Regions from separate parts of the Homo sapiens genome. Here all the other regions are linked to region 1. A link is a contact called in ENCODE Hi-C or POLR2A ChIA-PET data. All regions are on one chromosome and are shown on one strand. Each heading gives the region's core, a stretch centred on a gene start or an enhancer-like site at or near the end of the contact. The rest is flanking DNA. Distances are from core to core; before and after follow the strand shown. Region 1 holds the start of WDPCP (WD repeat containing planar cell polarity effector). Region 2 holds the start of PPP3R1 (protein phosphatase 3 regulatory subunit B, alpha). Region 3 holds the start of C1D (C1D nuclear receptor corepressor).

Region 1 (3,030 bases), core at 141-2,640:
GAAATTTTTCGTAACTGCTCAGAGTAAAAAGTAAAACTCAGAGAACCTAGGTTTGAGAATAATGCACACCTACTAATTCAGGACTAGACACATAAATTTGAGAGTTTTTGACATTAAAAGTAGCATTTGAAGTGATGCAACTTATGAATTAGCTCACTGAGGGATTTAGTATAGACAGAGAATACAGGCACCCCAATGTTAAGAGATCACAACTAAAAAAAATTTAGAAACTCCGCAGAACTGAGAACCAGTAACAAAAGAGGAAAACCAGGAAAGTATGTTGTCTGAGAGCCAAATGAATAAAGAGATACAAGGAGAGTCATTCAGGTATGATATTAATAAATGCTAAAAGTAAAGCATTACATTTCTTTCCAAAAATAGCAAATCCTCCAAACTGAAATAGAGAAAAATTGAAAGATATTACTTGGCATTCATTTATCAGTGACAGAGAAAAAACGGAAGTTCTAACAATGTTATCTAATAGAGATGTTTTATTCATTTTCATTACGTATATGCTGTGTATGCTACTCCCGAGCATCATATCTTCCTTTTAACATCCACAAGAAACAAGCTTTCAAAAAGCACAGCAATTCTCTTGGCAGCATTAATTTTAAAGAGAACCTCTTAAGTTGTTTTACCAGCTGAGACTGACTGACTAAACAACCAGTGTCTCCCCTTCAGTCGCCAGTCTTTCCTTAGAAATGCCTGTTTGGCATAACTTTAAGACTCAAGATGGTTTAAGGCGCATCCTGTTTCTTCCAAAAGGGAATGGACAAAACTCAACATTCACGGAGGGCTTAGAGCAAATTAGAACCGTATACTGTGACCTCCTGGAAGGGAGAGGCTCACCTCCTACAAAGTAAATGCTCAATAAATATTTTTGATATAACTCTGGAAGAGCTCCATTTGGGGTCGGGGGTGCACCTACTCCAGGGCACCACCCCCTCCAAAATAGCTGCATTCCCACAGCCCTCATACTCCGCTCAGAAAAGGGACCGGCGAGCTTGCAGGCATCCGCACAGCGGATAAAAGCAAAGCGGGACGGCGCACCAACCGCATTCCGGATCCTAAGGTTAAAAGAAAACCCCTTGCCCTCGGGCCAGGGCTCACCTGTCTCGGGAGTGGGGAAGAAGCGCGACTCCCGGCCGCTTTGGAGTAGGCGTCCCAGCAAAACTCTCGCCTCATCACCAGACACTACCCCGGGCAGAAGGTTCCTAGGCTAGGTCCTCGGACCCGAGAGGGAGCGACACGCTCGCTTGGTCTCTTGGGTCTCCAGGACGCCGCCGCCGCCGCCACAGTTTCCTCAGGTGCTACAAAGCAGCCAGGGTGTGCGTGCGCTCCCGCCTCGTCGCTTAGCAACCTGAGAAGCTGTCCGGTCGTCCCAACTTATCAATTCCCCCGCCCCTCCAGAGTGTCAATCGTTTTTTAAAAGATTTTGTTTCCGGGTCGATCCAGCTTTACGCAGCGGAAGGTCTCTTTACCTCCCACGTTTACCCTCATGGGAGGATGCAGTCTCAGTCACGCGCGTGGGGGTGATGTCGCTAAGGGGTGATTCTCCCCTCCCTAGAGTTACACACGCTATCTCTCCCGCCAATTGCCGGGCTCCATCAGGCAGGTCCTTTCCTCCTGAGCCCAAACCATCCGTTTGTTGTCGTCCTCCAATCACAGGGGCTCATCCTCAGGGACTACTTTGCAATCGGCGCAGAGCGCAGTGAGAAGAGCTTGAAAAAAACCTCTGGTATCGGGAAGTGTAGTTCAACACTTGAAGGAAATGCTTTGGAGATTGCGCCACAACCAGGGCAGCGTAAACTACAGTTCCCAGAGAGCGCCGCGTCGGGAGCGGAGCCTTTTCTCGCTAACACCGCTCGCCCTCTCCGAGTCAGTTCCGCGGTAGAGGTGACCTGACTCTCTGAGGCTCATTTTGCAGTTGTTGAAATTGTCCCCGCAGTTTTCAATCATGGTGAGTGTGGGCCCCGGGTTCCTGCCCACCTCTGGCCCTCGCGCCCTTGAGTGGGGTTTCTTGCACTTTAGGGACTTTTGGGAGGCAGCTGTGCAAGGCACTGTCCTTCGCGCCCTTTGGCAAGCTCGGACTCATCTTCTGGGGATTGCCGCAGTGACCCAGTAATGGGAAGGGATTGATTTCCACCTTGCGGGGTATGGGGCGCTCTTAGGAGGACTCTGGAGAAGTAGTTGTCCTGGGAGAGGAGCGATCTTAATCCTGCTGCATGACGGGAGGACAAAATGCGACGCTGCAGCTATTTTCCAAAGGACGTTACGGTGTTTGATAAGGACGATAAGGTTTGCGATGGGAGGGAAAGGTTGGGTCCTAACCCCTTTTTCTCCTCATTTGCCCACAGTGTTTATAACGGCTTTTGTCACAGGGACCTTGAAAGCAAAAAGCTGGAAAGGTAGTATTTACCAGGTGCTCCAGATTACGATCTGCGTTTGCAGCAGACGTGTTTCCGCCATATCTAATTTCTCAAAATGTTATTTGGAACCCGTTCATTGACCTTTTTTGTAATGCCAGGATATATTGAAGTGACAGCATCACTAACTAAATAACTACTGCAAATATTCTTTATTGAACTGTATATTGTGAATTCCAGAAGCACCTCTCTTAAATGTAACAGAGTAACCATTTTGTCATGGAAGACCTGGGTAACCTGCATCTCCATCGCTTGTCTCTGCTGAAAGAGAGGGGGAGGGGGAGAGTTGGTGAAGGAACTCTGGCGTAGGAATAATCTGCGTACTGCTTGAAGGTGACATTTGTCATCAAACTCAGAGAAATCGCTTCATACTATCAATACAATGGCTTGTATTTATAGTTGCGACTGTTTTTCCTACTTTATCTGCAAAATACTAAAACGGCTGGAGAATGTGGAGAAATGTTTGAATGAATTGGAAATTTCCCAGAACCTGAAAAGACACGTTTTCAAGGCAAGGGCATTACTCTCTCTGCCTGTCTAACGGGGCCAGTGGAGACAGCTACTAATTTCCAGTAGGTGTTAAACCTAGGTTTCCTAAATGTTT
Region 2 (3,030 bases), core at 315-2,814, 4.7 Mb after region 1:
AAAAGATGCGAGAAATTACCCACCGTCAACCAGTTTAAGTCTTCTGACAACTGTTCAAAGACTTTTAGAGAAAGCCTAATAACTGAATCGCATGATGGAGTATCTGATATACGCGGAATAGCACTCTGAACTTTCTCTACTGTGTATACAACTCTTGATTACAAAGAGGAAACTAACGACTAGGGCTTCCCCGAGCGAGAGAACCGGTAAGGTAACAGGCTAAAAGGGCGTCGTTGATTTCTTGGCTGCAGCGACAGAGGCGGGAGACACACCCCTAGCGTCGGTCTGAAACACTACAGCAGCGAATTCTACCTAGGGATTAATGTGAGGGTAAGGAAAGACAAATTAAAATCGCCATGATTCAAAAACAACCACTCCAAGAGAGAGACACAAGAAGGTACCAAAGAAAATGAAAAAACCCTTGGTAGTAACGGAAGCATGAAAAATTAAGCGCCCCCATTTCTCCCAAACCAAGTTCGCGTATGTTTTCGTGAACAAACACCTTGGATCTTTCCGGTTCGCCAGGGCAGCGAGCAAAGCAGCAGCGAACGGAAACCCCGCAGGGCTGCGCACCGCAGCTAAACCGACGCTCGCAGGAGAGGGGAAGTGAGTGGCAGGGTTCCCTGCCAAGACTCACTGCTGGGAAACAGGCAGTGAGTGGAAGCAGCAGCAGCTCTGGAGAGTAAGTGGGTCTTATGTAAAGTGCCATTTGCCACATATTGTTATTTCCAAAGGATTTCAGAATACCCTCGAACTCGAAAAACAGAGTGAGTGTGGAGGGGAGGGGGGTGCTCCACGTGGAGGAGGGTCGCGAGAAGGAGAGTGCGCCGGGCTGATGGTCAGCGGTGCCCGCGGGGGTCGATGCCGGGCGGGACCGGCGGCGCGGGGGTGGGGCGACGGCGGGGCGGCGGCCGAGCAGCAGAGGGGCGCCCCGCAGAGGCCGGGGGCGGGCGCGGGGGCCCCGCCGCCGTCCTGTCAGCAGCCGCCCCGCCGCCCTCTCCGGCTCGCCCGCAACCGCCGCGGGACCCGCCGGGCCCGGGTCTCTGGAATTTTCCACGGGGGACAGCCGACCGGGGGCGTCGGGGCTCGCCCCCGCACCCGACCCGGACGGCGGCAGTAGGGGGAGGGATGGTGCATCGAGGAAGCCAAGGTCTCACCATTTTGCTCGGCGGGTCGGCGGCTCGCTGGCTCGCTGGCTCGGAGAAGTGTTGCGCTCAGGCTGGCTCGCAGGAAACGGCGGCGGCGGCCCAGCTGCGGCCCTCGGGTCGCCGGCGGGGAGGGGGCGCGCGTGGGGGAGGGGAGGCGGCGCCGCGGGGCCCGCGCCGGCCGGGCGATTGGGCACGCGAGGGAGCGGGCAGGGTAGGGGGAAATAAATTAAGGTCGAGATTCAGAGCCGGAGAGCGCGGGAGGAGCAGCGGCGAGAGGCAGGAGAGGCAGAGAAGAAGAAAGGAGGGGGAGAGGGGGCGAAGACGGCCGGGAAACTCGGGGGCTGCAGCCTCGCGCTCGCGCCGGAGCCGTGACGGACTCACTGCAGCGGCTCGCGCTGACCCGCAACCTCAAGGCACGAAAAAAGGGGAGGGCGGAGAGGGAGGGGAAAGCGGAGTGCTGCAGCGCGCGGGGCGGGGGCGGGGCTTCCGCGAGCGCCGCACATCCGGGAACCTGCGCGCCCCGCTGGGCGGCGAGTGCCGCGGCGCTCTGGCGAGCTCTGGTTGGGGAACGCTGAGCGCGCGGACCACGTTCGCCCCTCAGCCGGCCGCCCCTTGCGTGCAGGGTGGGGGGAGGCCAGGGGCGGGGGCGCGGACGTCGGTGACGTCGCGTGGCGGAGCCCTTCCGGTCATGTGGCTGGAGGCGGGCGGGGAAGAAGGCAAGGCTGGGAGGGGAAGGAGGAAATGCGAGGGTTCCCCGGCGGGAGGAAGCGCGAGGGGTGCGCGAGTGCTAGCGAAAGGGGGACAGGGGCCCTGGAGTGGAAGCCTTGCGGGAGAGGAGGAGCAGAGGAGCAGTCTTAGGGTGTCAGAACCACCCGGATGCCGCACCAAAAAACAGGAAAAATCCAAGTCCTGCGAGAGGCAGTCAAAGGTATCTGTGCATCCGTGTACCGACTTGGATCCACTACAGAATTGCACGGCCCATCAGGACTGCTGTCACCCCGGTGCAGCACCCGCAGGCCCATCTGTAATATGAATTGGCAGAGTCAGGAACCAGGTTGCAAAGACAGAGAAGCGAGCCAAAGCTGGCCGCAGCCCGAGGCGTGGGGAGAACCTGGGCAAACGAGGAGAAGGGATACTTCCCACTCGCAGAAAGACTTTCCACCCAGCTCTGCATTCCCATAAACCGTCCAGACTCCCCTTTGGCGGAGTCCATCAGTTTTTGTTTAAAAAAAGAAAAAAACTCGAATGTAGATTGCCCGCTTATCCTTTTAGTAGAGCTATATCCACTCCTGTGGCAATTATCTTCCCAGAAAATTCAGATTACAATAGGAAATTACATCCAGAAAAGCATAAGGAGGAAATTTATGTTCGAGAGAAGAAATAAAGCTGTCAGGAGAGGTGTGATGAGGATAACGAAGAAAACATTTTGCAACTATTTTAACCAGTTATTCCTTTACAAGCCTTGATAATCGCCCGCACTCGTGTGTGTTTGAGAGTGTGTGTGTGTGTGTGTGTGTGTGTGAGAGAGAGAGAGAGGATGTTTTCTGAGTGATCGGAAACTCCTTATTGATAAAGCCTTTGAGTCATTTTATAAAAAGCCATTGTGTTGTTTTTTTTTAAAAAAGTCTTAATGATCCTTACATGAGAACTTTATTCTTTTTATGTGCTAATTATTTTTCCATATGATGAGCATGCATTTTTTTCTAATAAACGCTCAGCGATTTGCCCTAGGACTAAATGGTTCCTGTCTCTCTTTCTCTCTGTCTTTCTCTCTCTGTCAATCCCCCCCTCCCCGCCCCTCCATCCCTCCCCTTCCCCCTTCAGGAGCTACTTTGCTTCTGTGTCAGGATGAATAAGGAAAAGAACTTAGACATAACAAGCT
Region 3 (3,030 bases), core at 225-2,724, 4.5 Mb after region 1:
AAAATTACCTTCCAAAACATATGGAAGTTGATTATTACAATTATCTTATTTCTGAAATAAGAGTATATAGTGTTGTTGCACAGATTAAATAAACTAGATAAAAGCCATTAGAACGGGGCCTGGCTCAGTTAGCACTCAATACATTAGATAGTATTTTACTAAAAGTGAAAATTACCAAATACTCTAATCCAATGTGAACTATTTAGAGCCATGCTTGAAGGGTCAACTTTGGAAACAGTAGCTGAGATAATACATATGAAGAGCCATTTGAAAAGGTAAAAGCAGTTAAGAAAAAAATTACATTACTTTTGAACTGTGATACATACAACACAGCTAACTGAAGGCAGCTGTAGTATCTTTTGACTGAGAATTTTATTTTGAAAAACCGTTATTCACACTTGTCACTATCTTTCAACAAAACAATGAGTTCTATCATTTCCACCAAACACAAACATTTCTCTGTACTTCAATAGGGCTAATCTGTTGTTTTTGAATCAAAAATACAGAGTTAAATAACTAAAAGTATAACTGGATTGTTTGTAACACAAAGGATAAGTGCCTGAAGGGATGGATACCCCATTTTCCATGTGATTCTTACATATTGCATGCCTGTATCAAAACATCTCGTGTACCCCATAAATATATACACCTATGTACCCACAAAATTTTTAAATTTAATTTTTTAAAAAATCACGGTTAAGTCTTGGTTCAGTCCACCATCAGACAGTCCTAATAGGTTAATAAGTGGATAGCAAACATCTCATTGCGACAAATACATCTTTATCAAGCCAAAACTGAACTGTAGTCAGCAAACATTGAGGACATTAAAGCTATTTTGAAACAAGTTTGAGTTACACTGAACTTATCCGGGTCATCAAGAAAAACTGCTCTCTTGGATTACCCACTACAGATTTCAGCTAAAGGTCGAAATTAGCCCACTATCTCAGATGAGCTAATACTGCAGCAGCAGGCAGTCTGTGAATGTGAATGATAAACGGAGCTAACACAGTAAAGTTACTCCCCTAGACGTTCCACTTTAGCCTCTCTCCCTAAGCAAGATTGAAAACAGCTGAAAATTGTGAAGACTTCAATGTTTTTTGATTTTTGTTTTTAATTTCTTCGTCTTCCAAGATTTGAGAAGGGGGTGGTTAACAAACGAAGAAAAAGAGAGAGACCGGAGCAAAAGAGAGAAATGAGGGGCCGGGGTAAGCCAAAGCCTGCAAGCAGCCCCAAAACAAGCGGAAGTGGGGGACCTGCCAACAATGCTGCCCCAACGAAGAGCTGTGAGAGACTGCATTCCTGGAAGGCTACGCAGCCAAACTCCGATTTTCTCAGTCTGCCCAGAGGATGACAGGGGAATCCCAGGAGAGGAAAAGCGGAGTTAAACAGGAGCAGGAGAAAAACTGAAACTACACCTTAGAAAAATACCTCACGGCCTTCGACTCCAGTCTCCCGGAAAGCGGTCGGGCAACGATGACGACAATGACGCGCCGGCTCTGCCCCCGCCACGAGCGGCGCTTCCCGATGATCTCACGCTGCTCGCCACGCCCCCTGCTCCTTAACTCTTCTCCAAAGGCAAATCTCATTTTGAGTAGCTCAGACCCATGTTGTGGGAGACGATTGCGGCGGCACTCGGAACTTTTGTCTACCTTTGTACCCGGCTAACACTCACCCCAAATACAGGTTGAGTGTATTTAACCAGGAAAAAAATCTTAGTTATCGAAACTTTGTTCGGGTTTTTACTTTCCCAGAAGCTTTTTTCAGGGCCCTCATTCTTTCTACCCTTTTATTGTCTGCCTCTAGATGAGCCTCTTAGAGCAGCTTCCCAGATTATCCGTGGGGAAGAACAGGTTCTTTATTAGATTATCCGTGGGGAAGAATGGGTTCTTTATTTTTCCAATCTGTCAGTAAAAGGTACTTCTATAAAATACAGTAAAAATGAATTAGTAGAAAAATGGGGAAAATATGTGCAAAATACAAGCCCAAATTTTTTATTAGTTTCAAATAAATGTAAAATTGCATTTCAATGTATGCAATCAGAACAAACATAATAGAAAATAAAGGCATTAACAGAAACTGTACATACTGTTCATTGAAAGTGTAGTATAAGCGATTGAGCATTGTCTTAACATTTGTAACTTGTCATTCCACGGCTGTAATTTGATAAAAAGTTATGCATGAAACAGTTGTCCGTATATTAAATGCATGTAAAAGCATTTTGAACAAGCACCATGTATGTAATATTTAAAGTTTTGGGGGAGGTTCCAAAGTGGCCGAATAGGAACAGCTCCAGTCTACAGCTCCCAGCATGAGCAACGCAGAAGATGGGTGATTTCTGCATTTCCAACTGAGGTACCGGGTTCATCTCACTGGGGCTTCTCAGACACTGGGTGCAGCCCACAGAGCAGGGCGAGGCATGACCTCACCCGGGAAGCACAAGGGATCAGGGAATTCCCTTTCTTAGCAAAGGGAAGCCATGATAGACGGTACCTGGAAAATTGGGACACTCCCATCCTAATACTGTGCTTTTCCAACGGTCTTAGCAAACGGCACACCAGAAGATTATATCCCGTGACTGGCTCAGAGGGTCCCACGCCCACGGAGCCTGGCTCACTGCTACCACAGCAGTCTGAGATCAAACTGCAAGGCAGCAGCGAGGCTGGGGGAGGGGCGTCTGCCATTGCTGAGGCTTAAGTAGATAAACAAAGTGGCCAGGAAGCTTGAACTGGGTGGAGCCCATCGCAGCTCAAGGAGGCCTGCCTGCCTCTGTAGACCCCACCTCTGGGGGCAAGGCATAGCTGAACAAAAGGCAGCAGAAAGTTCTGCAGACTTAAATGTCCGTCTGACAGCTTTGAAGAGAGTAGTGCTTCTCCCAGCACGGAGTTTGAGATCTGAGAACGGACAGACTGTCTCCTCAAGTGGGTCCCTGACCCCCGAGTAGCCTAACTGGGAGACACCTCCCAGCAGGGGCCAACTGACACCTCATACAGCTGGGTGCCCCTCTGAGATGAAGCTTCCAGAGGAAGGATC

The links. A loop is a pair of places that touch in the nucleus more often than their neighbours do. ChIA-PET counts read pairs that join two places held with the same protein, here RNA polymerase II (POLR2A). Pooled maps may share reads with other maps.
Region 2: a map of naive thymus-derived CD4-positive, alpha-beta T cell shows a loop between it and region 1 (16-fold over the local background). The contact joins the promoter of PPP3R1 here to the promoter of WDPCP in region 1. A Hi-C loop is called at or near these places in 1 of 168 maps with a recorded cell type or tissue (naive thymus-derived CD4-positive, alpha-beta T cell), 1 of 37 single-sample maps with no recorded cell type and 6 of 50 pooled maps. POLR2A ChIA-PET finds 5 or more read pairs at or near these places in 1 of 52 experiments (CD4-positive, alpha-beta T cell).
Region 3: a loop to region 1 is called in a map of CD8-positive, alpha-beta T cell, with 12 times the contacts of the local background. The contact joins the promoter of C1D here to the promoter of WDPCP in region 1. A Hi-C loop is called at or near these places in 3 of 168 maps with a recorded cell type or tissue (CD4-positive, alpha-beta T cell, CD8-positive, alpha-beta T cell and naive thymus-derived CD4-positive, alpha-beta T cell) and 8 of 50 pooled maps.

Annotation. Positions count from the first base shown.
Region 1 is chr2:63,587,087-63,590,116 of GRCh38, forward strand. It overlaps WDPCP (WD repeat containing planar cell polarity effector), which reads right to left and starts at 1,391. Exons shown (of 18, transcript NM_015910.7): 1 at 1,111-1,391. The coding sequence starts at 1,185. It overlaps MDH1 (malate dehydrogenase 1), which reads left to right and starts at 1,877. Exons shown (of 9, transcript NM_005917.4): 1 at 1,877-1,960. The coding sequence starts at 1,958. RefSeq lists enhancers at 556-1,076, 1,588-1,907.
Region 2 is chr2:68,250,968-68,253,997 of GRCh38, forward strand. It overlaps PPP3R1 (protein phosphatase 3 regulatory subunit B, alpha), which reads right to left and starts at 1,565. Exons shown (of 6, transcript NM_000945.4): 1 at 1,158-1,565. The coding sequence starts at 1,160. It overlaps PPP3R1-AS1 (PPP3R1 and CNRIP1 antisense RNA 1), which reads left to right and starts at 636. Exons shown (of 2, transcript XR_001739527.2): 1 at 636-767. RefSeq lists silencers at 885-994, 1,175-1,224, 1,485-1,924 and an enhancer at 2,015-2,684.
Region 3 is chr2:68,061,530-68,064,559 of GRCh38, forward strand. C1D (C1D nuclear receptor corepressor) reads right to left here and starts at 1,475. Exons shown (of 5, transcript NM_173177.3): 1 at 1,429-1,475. RefSeq lists enhancers at 1,043-2,242, 1,164-1,573, 1,326-1,826.